Linked DNA regions of Mus musculus: all the other regions are linked to region 2. A link is a loop called in an ENCODE intact Hi-C map of the cell type or tissue named here. Cell type or tissue: heart. All regions are shown on one strand.

Evidence for each region. Hi-C counts contacts between places; a loop is a spot of excess contacts. Peaks named below come from ENCODE experiments on the same cell type or tissue, not always from the same donor. Only the 100,000 strongest peaks of a DNase experiment are listed, where the experiment ranks them.
Region 1: it touches region 2 in a loop (4-fold over the local background); 3 of 42 quality-filtered maps call a loop at or near these places.
Region 3: a loop joins it to region 2, with 4 times the contacts of the local background. A loop is called at or near these places in 6 of 42 quality-filtered maps.

Annotation. Positions count from the first base shown.
Region 1 is chr9:54,861,860-54,865,859 of GRCm38, forward strand. It overlaps Ireb2 (iron responsive element binding protein 2), which reads left to right and starts at 1,896. Exons shown (of 22, transcript NM_022655.3): 1 at 1,896-2,037; 2 at 3,448-3,537. The coding sequence starts at 2,019. In heart, a CTCF peak has its summit at 2,048; a DNase peak (open chromatin) is centred at 1,832; H3K4me3 peaks cover 2,313 bases; H3K27ac peaks cover 1,760 bases.
Region 2 is chr9:54,730,188-54,734,187 of GRCm38, forward strand. Wdr61 (WD repeat domain 61) reads right to left here. Exons shown (of 11, transcript NM_023191.3): 2 at 1,200-1,250; 3 at 447-474. The coding sequence starts at 1,211. Among named protein-coding and RNA genes, the nearest start is that of Wdr61, 2.4 kb to the right of the region's middle. In heart, a CTCF peak has its summit at 2,128 (motif pointing right); no DNase peak of the experiment used is centred here; H3K4me3 peaks cover 1,056 bases; H3K27ac peaks cover 568 bases.
Region 3 is chr9:54,949,219-54,953,218 of GRCm38, forward strand. Hykk (hydroxylysine kinase 1) reads left to right here. Exons shown (of 5, transcript NM_177351.4): 5 at 1-706. AY074887 (cDNA sequence AY074887) reads right to left here and starts at 1,736. Exons shown (of 1, transcript NM_145229.2): 1 at 1,026-1,736. The coding sequence starts at 1,621. The coding sequence ends at 1,223. It overlaps Psma4 (proteasome subunit alpha 4), which reads left to right and starts at 1,641. Exons shown (of 9, transcript NM_011966.3): 1 at 1,641-1,685; 2 at 2,864-2,890; 3 at 3,123-3,165; 4 at 3,461-3,623. The coding sequence starts at 2,888. In heart, no CTCF peak of the experiment used is centred here; DNase peaks (open chromatin) are centred at 423 and 1,543; H3K4me3 peaks cover 1,930 bases; H3K27ac peaks cover 1,607 bases.

The DNA of each region.
Region 1 (4,000 bases), 130 kb after region 2:
CCCTGGCTGTCCTGGAACTCACTTTGTAAACCAGGCTGTCCTCAAACTCAGAAATCCACCTGCCTCTGCCTCCTGAGTGCTGGGATTAAAGGCATGTACCACCACGCCCAGCTAGTGCTAAATTTCTTGAATTTAACTGTTGTAGTGTGGTTGTATGAGAGACTGTCCTGGGGGGATGGAGAGATTGCTTAGCAATTAAGGCCATTTGTGCTCTTGTAGAAGACTTCAGTTCAACCCCCAGAACCACAACAAACGAATTTTCAAAAGCTCAAACTAGTGAAAACCATGAGATTTGAGAGATAGGTTGGTAATTAGGATGATTCAACACCCTCTTCTGGCCTCCTTGGGCACCTGCACACACATGACATACACTAACATTGAGATACACATATAAATAAATCTTTAAAACATAAAAAGAAAAGCCCAAGTCTTGAAAGAGTGAGTAAGGGTTAGCCAACGGTGTACAGGAGTGTTGTTTCAAGAGAAGCAGAACTATTCAGTTCAGCCTCGTGAACAATGAAGTTATACGTGAGCTCTTGCTTCCATCTGAATGCATCGCAAATCCAGACTCAGTTTCTTGGTATGTGAGTTTGGTTACTGTGTCCTTCCTAGTTTGTTTCAGTTTCATGGAGATGATTTCGAGAATAGTCATGCCCTTGAGACTTTCTGAGAAGACTGTCACAGTTGTTAAGGTCAGGAAGCCAGTGGATCAAGTGGACTTCTAAACAGTAATGGAAGAGAGGAGCCAAGGATAGCGTGCTGGTATGTGCTTAGGCGGTGGCATTCGCTGGTGTAGGTGACAGACACATAAGGACTCAGTCACTGGCTTGGGTGGCAGTGGTTGTGGTGGTGGTTTTGCATAGGAGATGCCTGTGGTAACAAGCGTTAGGATATATTCCTCTAAGCTTAGGAGATGGGTTTGAGTTGTAGGTAGGCTAGAGAGCATCAGCTTATGAACGGATAGCTGGAGCCAATAGACAGATGAATGAGCCAGAGGAAATGAAATCTGGTGCAAAGCTCATGTCACGAGATAGAGTTAATGACAGTACACTTAATAGCTGGGCAGAGAAAGGCCCTGGTAGAGGAGACTGGGATGAAGCAGGCTTGGAGGCCAGGAAGTACAGAATAGTTTTGGAATTATGGAAGCTAATACAGTTTGTCTTAGCAAACATACTAAACAAACAGTTAAAGCAAGAGCTGGGGTATTAGCAAATAGTTATGCCTACCTTTATCACAGGCATTTTTGGAAGTGGAAACCAGTCTGAGAAGGGATAGGAGTGGGGAAGAAAAGGGCAAACCAGACAACTCCAAAGAGTCCGCTAACCAAAAGACAAGACAGGGAAGACATAAGGACTCTCCCTGGCGGGGCCAGAGAGAAACTTAGGACACCATCACGTTTAACTGCTCCTGGGAAGAGAAAGGTTGAAGTTATAGGAAAGTATGGACATTTTAATTCATTCAATTAGTCGATTGCCTATGTGTCCCATTAACCCGGCCTTGTTCTCTTGAGAATGCACGAGTGGGCGCCTCATTACATCACGGCTTAACACAAGGCTTTACCATGCAGGGAGAACTTGAGTCCCAATCCTGGCTCTTTCCTACAAGACAGTCCTGCAGACATCGCGGGACCTCAAAACCTCACGGTATACTTTTGGGCCCACAAGAAAGTAACGGAACCTATGGCGTCCCGTTGTCAAAGTTACTAACCTCCCAGGGTTCCGCCCCCCCACCTCCAGCTCTGGAGAACAACAGAGGCTGCGCAGAGACCCGCCTACCCGCTGGCTCCGCCCCGCTCTTTCTTTGTTTCGCCGGTCCGAGGATCTCGCGAGAGTTAGCCGGCAAATCCCGCGAGCGCGGACCCCGGGCCAGCTCTGCGGCTCTCGCGGTGCCTGCGCGAGACTGCTTCCTTCCTCCTTTCCCCTGCCCGTCCGCCCGTCTTCCTCCCTCTCTTCCCGGCCTGGCCTCCCCCTCCTTCCCCCGCTGGCCCCCTCCCCGCAGGGATAATATGGTCTCCGGCGATGGACTCCCCAAGTGCAGGTCAGTTCCCGGCCGCCGCCTTAGCGTTGGCGGCTGGTGGCGTGCGCTGCTGTACATCCGTGGCCCTCGCTGTGCTCTGCTTACGGTCACCCGGGGGGGCGGTCGGGCCCTCAGGGCTTGGTCGTTCTCTCCCCTCGGGGCGGAGGCCGCGAAGGCCGGGCGTCCCCGCCCGCGCGTCCCGCTCTTCAGCGGAGCGCTAATTCCGCCCCTGGCCGGGGCCCGCTGCTTGTTGGCTGCAGCCTCCAGGCCCCCAGGAGGAACTGCTGGGGCAGGGACAAGCCCACGTCTTTCTCTGCCCGCCCCCCTTTTGTGAGCATTGAGTGTCGGAAGACCTGGCTCCCTTGTTTGGCTTTCACTCTGCTGGCTGATCCTTCTACCCAGCATCCTGGGATCTCCCTTTCTTTGCTCCTGGAAGTGGAGGGGCTGTCGAGGCTGAACGTTAGCCGGTTCCCAGATCATTTGTTGCAGTCTCCTCCCCCATCCACCTCCCTCCACAAAAGAAAAACACTGTTCTTTCTGAATGGACTGTGCTTGTCTTTTCTGGTTTTGGAAGAAGATCTTAGAGCAATGTTTAAGGGTCTCACCCATCCAAGTAATGAGGCCGCATAATGAATTTTTATCTACCTCACCCTTTCTCACAACACTGAGAGTGGGGGCATATTCAATTAGTGCATAACCATTAAGGGTATATCTCTTAGTAGAATCTAATGTGCCAGTTTACCTAGATATTTTGATGGTCACTTTAAAAATCATCTTTAGTGTTCTGTTGTTGGATTTTTAATTGCCTTTTGAACCTCTAACAATGGTTTTGTCAAAGCATTATCTCTGTACTTAAGCATGTTCAGGGCACGATTTCTGAATGCTTGTACATCATTTAAACCATTCTTATGGTCTCTTTGCAGACATTTAACATTTCTAAGATTGAAAAGCCATTGGGTGGGTAATGCTGTAATCCCAGCATTCAGGAGACAGAATGGGCGATTATTGCCTCTACTTGCAGGCTCTCCTGGGTTGCCCAGTGAGGTTAAGTCCACTCTGGGATACAGTGACAACACCCTGTGTCAACAGGCAAGGTAGAAAGCTGTCTGTCTCACTAGTTTCTGTTTGACAAGAGTCGAGGTTTAGAATTGTCCCCTTGCAGTCCCGTGGAGACGAGTCTTGTGTCTGTGGTATGGGACAGTCAGCACCTCCATCACTGCCTCCATGGTTCAAGGTGGCCCTCGTAGCTGCCCCGCAGGGTAATGCAAATGTGCAATATTCCCATCAGCTTTCCATCACACACAGAGTTCTGCTGAGCAAAAGTTTGGGTGTTTTCTCTTTGAATAAGGTTCTTGGTAACTGTAGTTAATGTACTTAATGTATTTGATGGAATGTATTTAATGAAAGGCATTTGTTCTTTTTCTTCTCCAGGATACACCTTTGAGTACCTTATTGAAACATTAAATGGCAATTCACAGAAGAAGTTCTTCAATGTACCTAAACTTGGCGGCACCAAGTATGGTAATGTTGCTTTACGTTTTTCGTGGGCTTAGTTTCTAGTAGTTACAGTGCATTGGTCAAGGTGAGCAGAAGACATTTTATAAAACTTCCTTTGGGACTTTTGGTTGAGAACAATAGAAACCATACCTCGATTTCTTCTTTAAACTTTTAGTTAATTAGATGCTGCCTCTCCTCCCCTCCCCCCAGAAGCTAATCTTATTTTTAAAAGAGAACATCATAATCTATAGTGACTGAATGTGTGTGTTAACTTTTTCAATGGTCAGTGCCTCTGGTTATTGTTTTGTTTTTGTTTTTTTCAGGACAGGGTTTCTCTGTAGAATGTGACTGTCCTGTCATCCACTCTGTAGACCAGGCTGGTCTCATACTCAAAGATCTATCTGTTATTGCCTTCCAAGTGCTAAGATCAAAGGCAGGGACCGCTACTGCTTAGAGCCTCTGATTATTCTTTAAAAATATTTATCAT
Region 2 (4,000 bases):
TATGTATCTATGTATGTGTGTATGTATATATGTGTGTGTATGTATGTATATATATATATATATATATATATATGTGTATGTATGTGTGTGTGTATATATATATATATATTTTTTTTTTTTTTAAACTGGGATTGGCCCTGTGCATGTGAGGCAAGTGCTTTACCATCAAGCCATATCTCTAGCCTTTTCACTTTTTACATTAAGACTAGATTGGCTTGAACTCACGACCCTACTTACTTCCTAGGCAGCTTGTATTACAGGCTTGCTCCACCAGACCCAAAATAGCTATTTACTTTTTCACTGAGTATATTTGCTTTTGGCTGCCATGGCCAATGCAAAGTTAATGTATCTAGGATCTGTGTGTCAGGTTGGTGTGATAAAATCTTAAAGAAACCAGGATACATTTTTTTCACAAAAGAATTTGCTTGAAGAGGTAGGCTGCTTACCTTGCTCTTGCTTGAAGAGAATACTGTACTACAAAAGAAGAGAAGTCAGTCAGTGATAGATCTCAGTTATCTCGAACCCCCCCCCCCCCAAGTGAGACAGTTCACTACAGCAGCAGCAGCTACTCCCTATGCCCCCTCCCTGACCATCCTACACATCCTTGGTACCTACTCATAACACCCTTGTATAGCTACACCAGAGAAAAATCAGTTCTTCATTCTGTCTTTGAGGTGAGGGGCTTTCTAGGTAGCTGGGGTTGGCTTCAAACTCTGTAGCCAAGGCTTACACAAAACTTCCCGCTCCACTCCCCTAAGTGTTGCCCCCACAGGTGTGCCCCACCCTCACCAATCTAAGACCAGTTACACTTTCTTCACCTCAGACCTAGGAGGAAGCTGAGTCCTGTTTGAAATCTAATTTTTACAGTTGTATGAGACAACACAGTCCATACCGTTGTCTGTAATCCTATAGGTGCTTATTGACTGTCCTACCTCCTACTGACTTTACTTTTATCTATAAATTCTTTTAAACCTCCTCAGTCCCCCTCTAAAATGTGGCAACAGCATGAAGTAATCTTAGTGTGGTGCACTTTCAAATGCCACCTAACCCTATGATGAGGAGGTACCCAAAGTCACCTAGGCATCTAGGAACCGGGCAAGAATTAAAAAATCATTTCCCTAACCACACACTCAGGCAATCTATTAAGTCTGAATTTGCCAGTAACTAACTGAAGCTTTCCCTCTCACTGCAGACCTTACCTGGTTGGTCATTTCCTTAACCAAGGATGAAGCGCTAAAGGCCAGACAGTTCTGTGGAAACAACACCAGGGTTTCCGTCAGTAAGATGATGTGTTCAGCACAAGGAGGCTGCACAGGTTCCTCTGCACCATGGTGACACCGTTATAAGATTCTGATACCTCTCTATGGATCAGTCCCTGCAGGCCCCATCACAGTCCTATCATGTGGTGGTGTGTGATCTTTCTCCCAGGGGGTCAAGAAATACACACTGCCTCCATCCATGGATTATTTCCCCAAATCTGAAGAGGGTGACCAGTATGTGTTCCCTTCTCCTTCTAAGAGACAGAATTACAGGCCATCTTCATTTTAAATTTTCTTCATCTTAGAAAGCAAACAAGGGAGTCCAAGACAGTAACATTCTTACATGCAAGAACACACACAGGGGTCTCAATCAAAAACTGCCTTTCGAGACCTACAGATATGTAAATAAGGCTGCAAGGTAACAAACTGGTGACAGTTTTCAAAGACTAACATATTTTATGAACAGGCTCAACATATTTTATGAACTGATTTAATTTCATTAAAGTTCTTAATTATATTAAGCTTTTTAAATTTTATTAACCTTAGATTTATTAAACATCCACACACACATACGCCCATACATTGAGTTTATGGATATGTGTGCATTCGTGTATTCACCTGCACAAATTGTCAAGGGACAATTTGTGGAACTCAGTTCTTCCCCAGGTAGGTGTTAGGCGTGACAGTAAGTGCCTTTACGTGCCCAAGGCCTTGGTATGTTTTGCACACCACTTAGCTAACAGACTTGCAAAACTTAAACCTTCTCTCTGGTTGTTTTCAAATACATAAAATACACAGCATTAGAAAGAAAACCTAGTATGTGCTCACTCTCTGTGGTAACTATGTTCTATAAAGTTACCACTAGTGGGCAGTATCAGACCATTCCTCTGGAGACTCAGAGGTAGGCCACTGAAAGCCTCTGGGACACATTTTTGTCAAGTGCTCAATATGTAATCACATGCTATGGTTTTGCTTTGTTTTGTTTGCATATGACTCTGTTTGACCATACATTAGTAATTCACTAATACTGAACTCAACCTAAACAGGGCTTATCTAAAATACTTATTTTTCTCTCTAAGACTCATTACAGCTTTCTTGCACTGGGCAAGAACATGGGCTATCACTCCGGCACCATGCCAGAGGGTTACCTTCACCACGGGCTCACTACCAAAACCAAACAAGCAACCAAAACACAAAAATGAGAAGGCATGGCACTAAACCCCAGAGAAAAGACACTTTCTCATAGAGTGAGAGCAGAAACAAGGCAGAAGCGAACTCAGAACTGGGCATCACGTGACTCAAAAGATTCAACACCCTGCACATCTTCTAAAATTATAAATAAATATAATCGAGTATGAAAATTCACAAACAGAATCTAGGCATAGGCTCTATGTGGAAAACAATCTTGTCAAAACATGAAAACCAAACTTATGAGAGCAAAACACACATGGCTCCTTATCATCACATTCTATAAGAATCAGCAAGTCTAAAAGATGCCGCAACCTCAGGACATAAACAACATCCTGCCAGCAGTTCCGTAATCCTAATTGTTTGGAGGTACTAAGCCTGGCTTTCTGGCAAGACCCTGTCTCAAAACAAACAACAATCCCATCACAACATTCTGATATGAAAACACCTGTGATCGCTAAAGCCGTTAACAAAGTCATATTTAATACTTGTTATGTGAGAATATAACATAATGGGAGAATATGCTAAATTTCAACTAGAAATTAACAAATATAAGAGTGTGAATTGTCTTCTAATCCATGTTCACAGCCCCTCAGTTCCATCCTCACTTAACAGGCCGTACATACAGCTCAGACATCTGGGCTCATGCTACCTGCTTCAAATATGCAAACCAAAGACTAACAAATGTTTACCAAGAACAGAAACTCAGACAGACACATGATTTCTAAATAGTCCTGGCCTAAGAGATCTTAATCAGGTGTGCTGACTTGTGACTGTTACTGATTTGTGACTCAAGAACAGGACCTTGCCCAGACTAGAAAGCTCTCCTGACAATTTGGCTCAAACAAGTTGAGACACAAACTGCATGAAGACCAGCCCTCTTAGTGATACTGCCTCCTCTCTGCCCATACGAACCTCACACTTGGCAATAGAGAAAAACGACAATTTTACAAGTAAGAAGGTTTATAGGGAGTCAACTTTTAAAAAGCTACCCTCAAAATAGGGTGTGCAGTTCCATCAGGCTGAACCTTTGAGGACGTACTGCATCAGATCCTATTTTAACTATTATACAGATTAGCTCACTGAACCTTCCTTAACGCCGTTTAGTAGGCACTCTTACTAGCTCCGTTCTTCTGGCTAGAAGAGAGAGGCTTAGAGCAGCTGACGGAAGCGTAGGTAAATACACAGTTCCTACTACTAAGACATGTCTCATGACAGGTAATTTCAGAACCAAGAGAATCCCAAGAGGCCTCTATGCCATCTCTCTCTTTAGGAAAATTTCCAGTTATCGGGGCTGGATTTAAAGGTCCTTCTTCAGGCTTCCCAGAGACTAACCCATGCGTCTATGAAAGTTTCTCAGGCACGTCTGTAACGCACCATACCACATGGTACTTGAAATAAAAGGAACTCACTCTCTGCTTAGTGTTCAATGACGTGAAGCTTGCTACCTAACAGCGTGGCTAACTACTATAGGACTGGTATTAAGAGAGTCCTCTATCTAAGGGGAAACTACTCCCCTCCCCAGAGTCCTCTATCTAAGGGGAAACTACTCC
Region 3 (4,000 bases), 220 kb after region 2:
AAATAATGGATCATATTTCAGGTTACGCACACTCAAAATATTGGTGTGGCACGCTGCTTGCCCTTCTCACAGTCAGCCATCGAGCCCTGCTGCTTTCACAAATCAGGATTTTAGGTTAACAAATCTGGAGCGGTTTTGTCTTTCCTGCTTCATTAGTTTTTCAGTAGAATATACTATACTACAATGATTATTGAATGTTATTTTACATGCACTACCTCATTTAATCCAGAACAGAATCACAAAGATATTCTGATGATTAATCTCCATTTTTAAATAAAGAAATAGAGCCTTGAAAAGCTGATTTATTGCTTTAGAAGGGAGCTCAGGCTTAGATCTTGAATTAGGTCTTTGGGCTGTTACCCCTGTTCCTAATCACTACAAAATCCCATCCTGCTGCCTTTCCTTCCTTGTTTTTACACACCCACACCCACACCCACACACATGGGGGCAGTACATGAGATCATTCACATGTGAAACACTTAGGATACTCATATTTGAGGTTTTTATTTAACTTGGCCAATCAGGACCAGAAAAATGGGCTGGAACTTGGGTCTCATTCCAAATCAGTGTTTATCCTGTTATACAATGGAACTCTGCAAGTTTCTCTTGATTGTTCTTGCTAAGAGAGATTCTCCACTAAATTCCTATTGCAAATATTGCTAATTTCTGTTTGAAATTAAATATATGCTGCATTGTATGGATATTTTACCTTTTGGTCTTTTTTTCTCTCTCTCTCTCATTTTTAAAACAGTCTCACTATATATCCCTGGCTGGCTTGGAATTTACAGGGCAAACCAGGTCCTGAGTACAGGCCAGGTCCCGTCTACATGCAACTAAATTTCTAAGCTTCCCCCTTTAAGAAACCCAGATCCAACCGTTTTGCCTACACAGAAGACAAAGGCCCTGTACATAGTCAACCCACTAGCTCTTCAACCCCCAACATAGGCACAAAAACTAGGTAAGATTGGAAAGGAGAAATGGATGAAGAGAAGTCTTTTTTTCGTTTTTTTTTTTTTTTTTTTTTTTTTTTTTTTTTTTTTCTTTTGTCCGAGACAGGGTTTCTCTGTGTACCCCTGGCTGTCCTGGAACTCACTCTGTAGACCATGCTGGCCTCGAACTCAGAAATCCGCCTGCCTCAGCCTCCCAAGTGCAGGGATTAAAGGCGTGCACCACCACTGCCCGGCGAAGAGAAGTCTTAAACTTAGAACAAAAGTTATCCCAATTAAAGAGTTGGATCTGAGAAAGGAGAAAATGAGGCTAAGAGGAAGAACAAAGGAAAAACTGTTAAGGGGCAAGACTGGAAGAGTAAACGATTTGATTTGTCTATACAGTTGCTACTCTGGCCTCCATTAGAATGGTACAGAAGAGAAAACGAAAGTGGAGTGCAAAGCGTAGGAGGAATCTGGTTCCACTCTCCACGGTATAGACGCTTCCCTCCTCCCTCCAGTCCTCCTCTAATACAGACCGCAGCCAAAGCCGAGGTTGTGCTTCTGCACAGTCCACGTGGGCAGACTGAGCCCGCCCCAGCACTGGGAGAACTTCCGCGTCCTCCCGCCCCGCCCCGCCCCCTCGCAGTCCTGCGCACGCGCGGGAGCCATATTCGCCGCGGATGCTTGGCCATCCGGGTTGGTTCTTCTCCAGCTGAGTAAAGAGGCGCTGATCTGCACCCTCACCGTCTTCCTCTGGTGAGGCTCAGTCCTTTAGGGGCCGCGGAGTCGAGGTGTCTGTCTCCCGGGCGGGGGCCATCTGCGTGGAGACCACGGCCCAGGCCCGCGGCCGCCACCGAGGAGCCGTGGGCACGATGACTTTGCACCCGCCTCCTCGGTGACCGGCCTGCCAGGGACTGGTCCCCGCCGGCCGCCGTCGGGTATCCCCGCGGGGCCTTGACGGCTCGCCTGGGCTCTGAGACCCTCCGGGCCGGTGCGAGGGGTGGGGGCGGCTGCGGCCCAGAGAGTCAATTCGGGAAAGTGGCGCTGCGGGGGAAAGTCCAAGTCTTGTAGCGCCGGCGCCAGGCGTGGAGGTAGCTGTGTTCACAGTCGAATCCGAAACCCGCCGTGGCCTCCTGGCTGCTGTGCTCAGGGCCACCTTTCTGTTTCTCCTACATGTTGGAACCGACTCCTGGCAGGTTAACTCTCCTTAGGCCTGACGACTCTTCTAAAATGTCACTTCCCGTGGTCCTTGAATCCAGCCCGTCGGTGAAGCGGTCTTAAGTAAGATAAAGGTGTTTTCTAACATCTGGGCGCGCAGACCCTTCAAATGTCTGCTTAGCTTTCCAGCCACGATGCCTTCCTTATATCCCATTTGGCAACATAGGAATTGAACTGCCATTTTTCTACTAAGGCAGAGTTTCCATTGCTGTCTTTCGAAGAAACGGAAATAAGGACCAGGTTTACCACCTAACCCCTACACCCCCAAATTTAGGACCATGTGAATTATCCACTTTGTTAACCTTTCTCAGCCTGCTCTACTTGGAATGCCCTTCCTTCACCCCTTCACAATTCTTTTTCTTTGACTTGAGGCTTTTCAACTTACCTTTGCCTCTCCCACCTCTAATTTACTCTCATTATCTGTATTGGTTTCCTAAAATCTTACTTGCTGTCGATTCTGCTTTCCCTCCCCACCCTGAATGTCTCTTCCATGTTGCTTTATAATCTTTGTCTGTCATACCTGGCTGCTAGATTCTGAGCTTTTCAGGACACCATGGTTTACCTTTATTGTGGTGGCCCAGCATCTGTATAGGTCCCAGTGGTGGTGCAGTTCATGTTAGCTGAGTGATGGTGTGGATCAAGTGGTATTAACAGTGGAAGACACTTCTTAAAATTGTGGGGGTTTTGTTATTAATGATCCTGTTTTCTTTTCACAGGAATCAACATAAAGTTCAGAAACCATGGTGAGTTCATGACACGTTTCCTTTAACTTTTGCCTGGGAACATTATGGCTTGTTTGAAGCTCACAGCCTGACATGGAAGAAAATGAAACCAAAGGGGTAGAGGGAGTTGAATGGGGTCTTCCGTCTTCTTTCCACTGAACTCAGCACCAGGGTGTCATTGTATCCAATGCATGGACATCCGGAAGTTGGCGTATGTCAGTGAACAGGCATCATCTCTGTTTTTCCTTTGCAGTCTCGAAGATATGACTCCAGGACCACAATATTTTCTCCAGAAGGTAAATTAGAAGATTTAACCTGCTCCAAAGAAGGTTGGGGCATTTTGTTGTGGTTGTTGCTTTAAGTAGTATATTTTTAGTGTTGGGGTCTAGTGTGACGTTTAGCTACACACATTTTGGAGTTGACTTCATTCCTTTGGTTCTTGGAGATAACTTGTCACCAGGTTCATTACGCCATGCATTGTGGGCGAGTAAATGCAGGGCTGTTGATGCCAGCCTACCTGTGTCATTGCTGATTTCTCTCAGATGAGTGGTGCAAGAGCGAGAGGAACCGTGGTGTCTCACTGTTTTGTAGGTCGCTTATACCAAGTGGAGTATGCCATGGAAGCCATTGGACATGCAGGCACCTGTTTGGGGATTTTAGCCAATGATGGAGTTTTGCTTGCAGCGGAGAGGCGCAACATCCACAAGCTTCTTGATGAAGTCTTCTTTTCTGAGAAAATTTATAAACTTAATGAGTAAGTGCGATCATGGGGAAGAGCTTGAACTATTGCACTTGACAGCGTACTCAGGATTTGCATATTTAAGGAGGGATCTTCTATGTGAAGTGATAGAACTGAAATGAGCAGTTTTATTATTTTTCTTGTAAAAATCTGTGTATTTGCTTTATTTTGCTTGACATCTCCTTGCAGCCCATTATATCTCAGTTCATTATGTGTATAATTCACTTGAAATGCAAAGATAAACACTTGGTGCAAAATAGCACTGTGCAGTGATAAAAGTATGTATGTATTTTCTGGCCACACAGGTTTGGTTTAAAATCTAAAGTCCATGGATACAAGGTGCTACACCTATTATCTAACTTCTTGAGGATCAGAGTGGTTATGGGAATCAA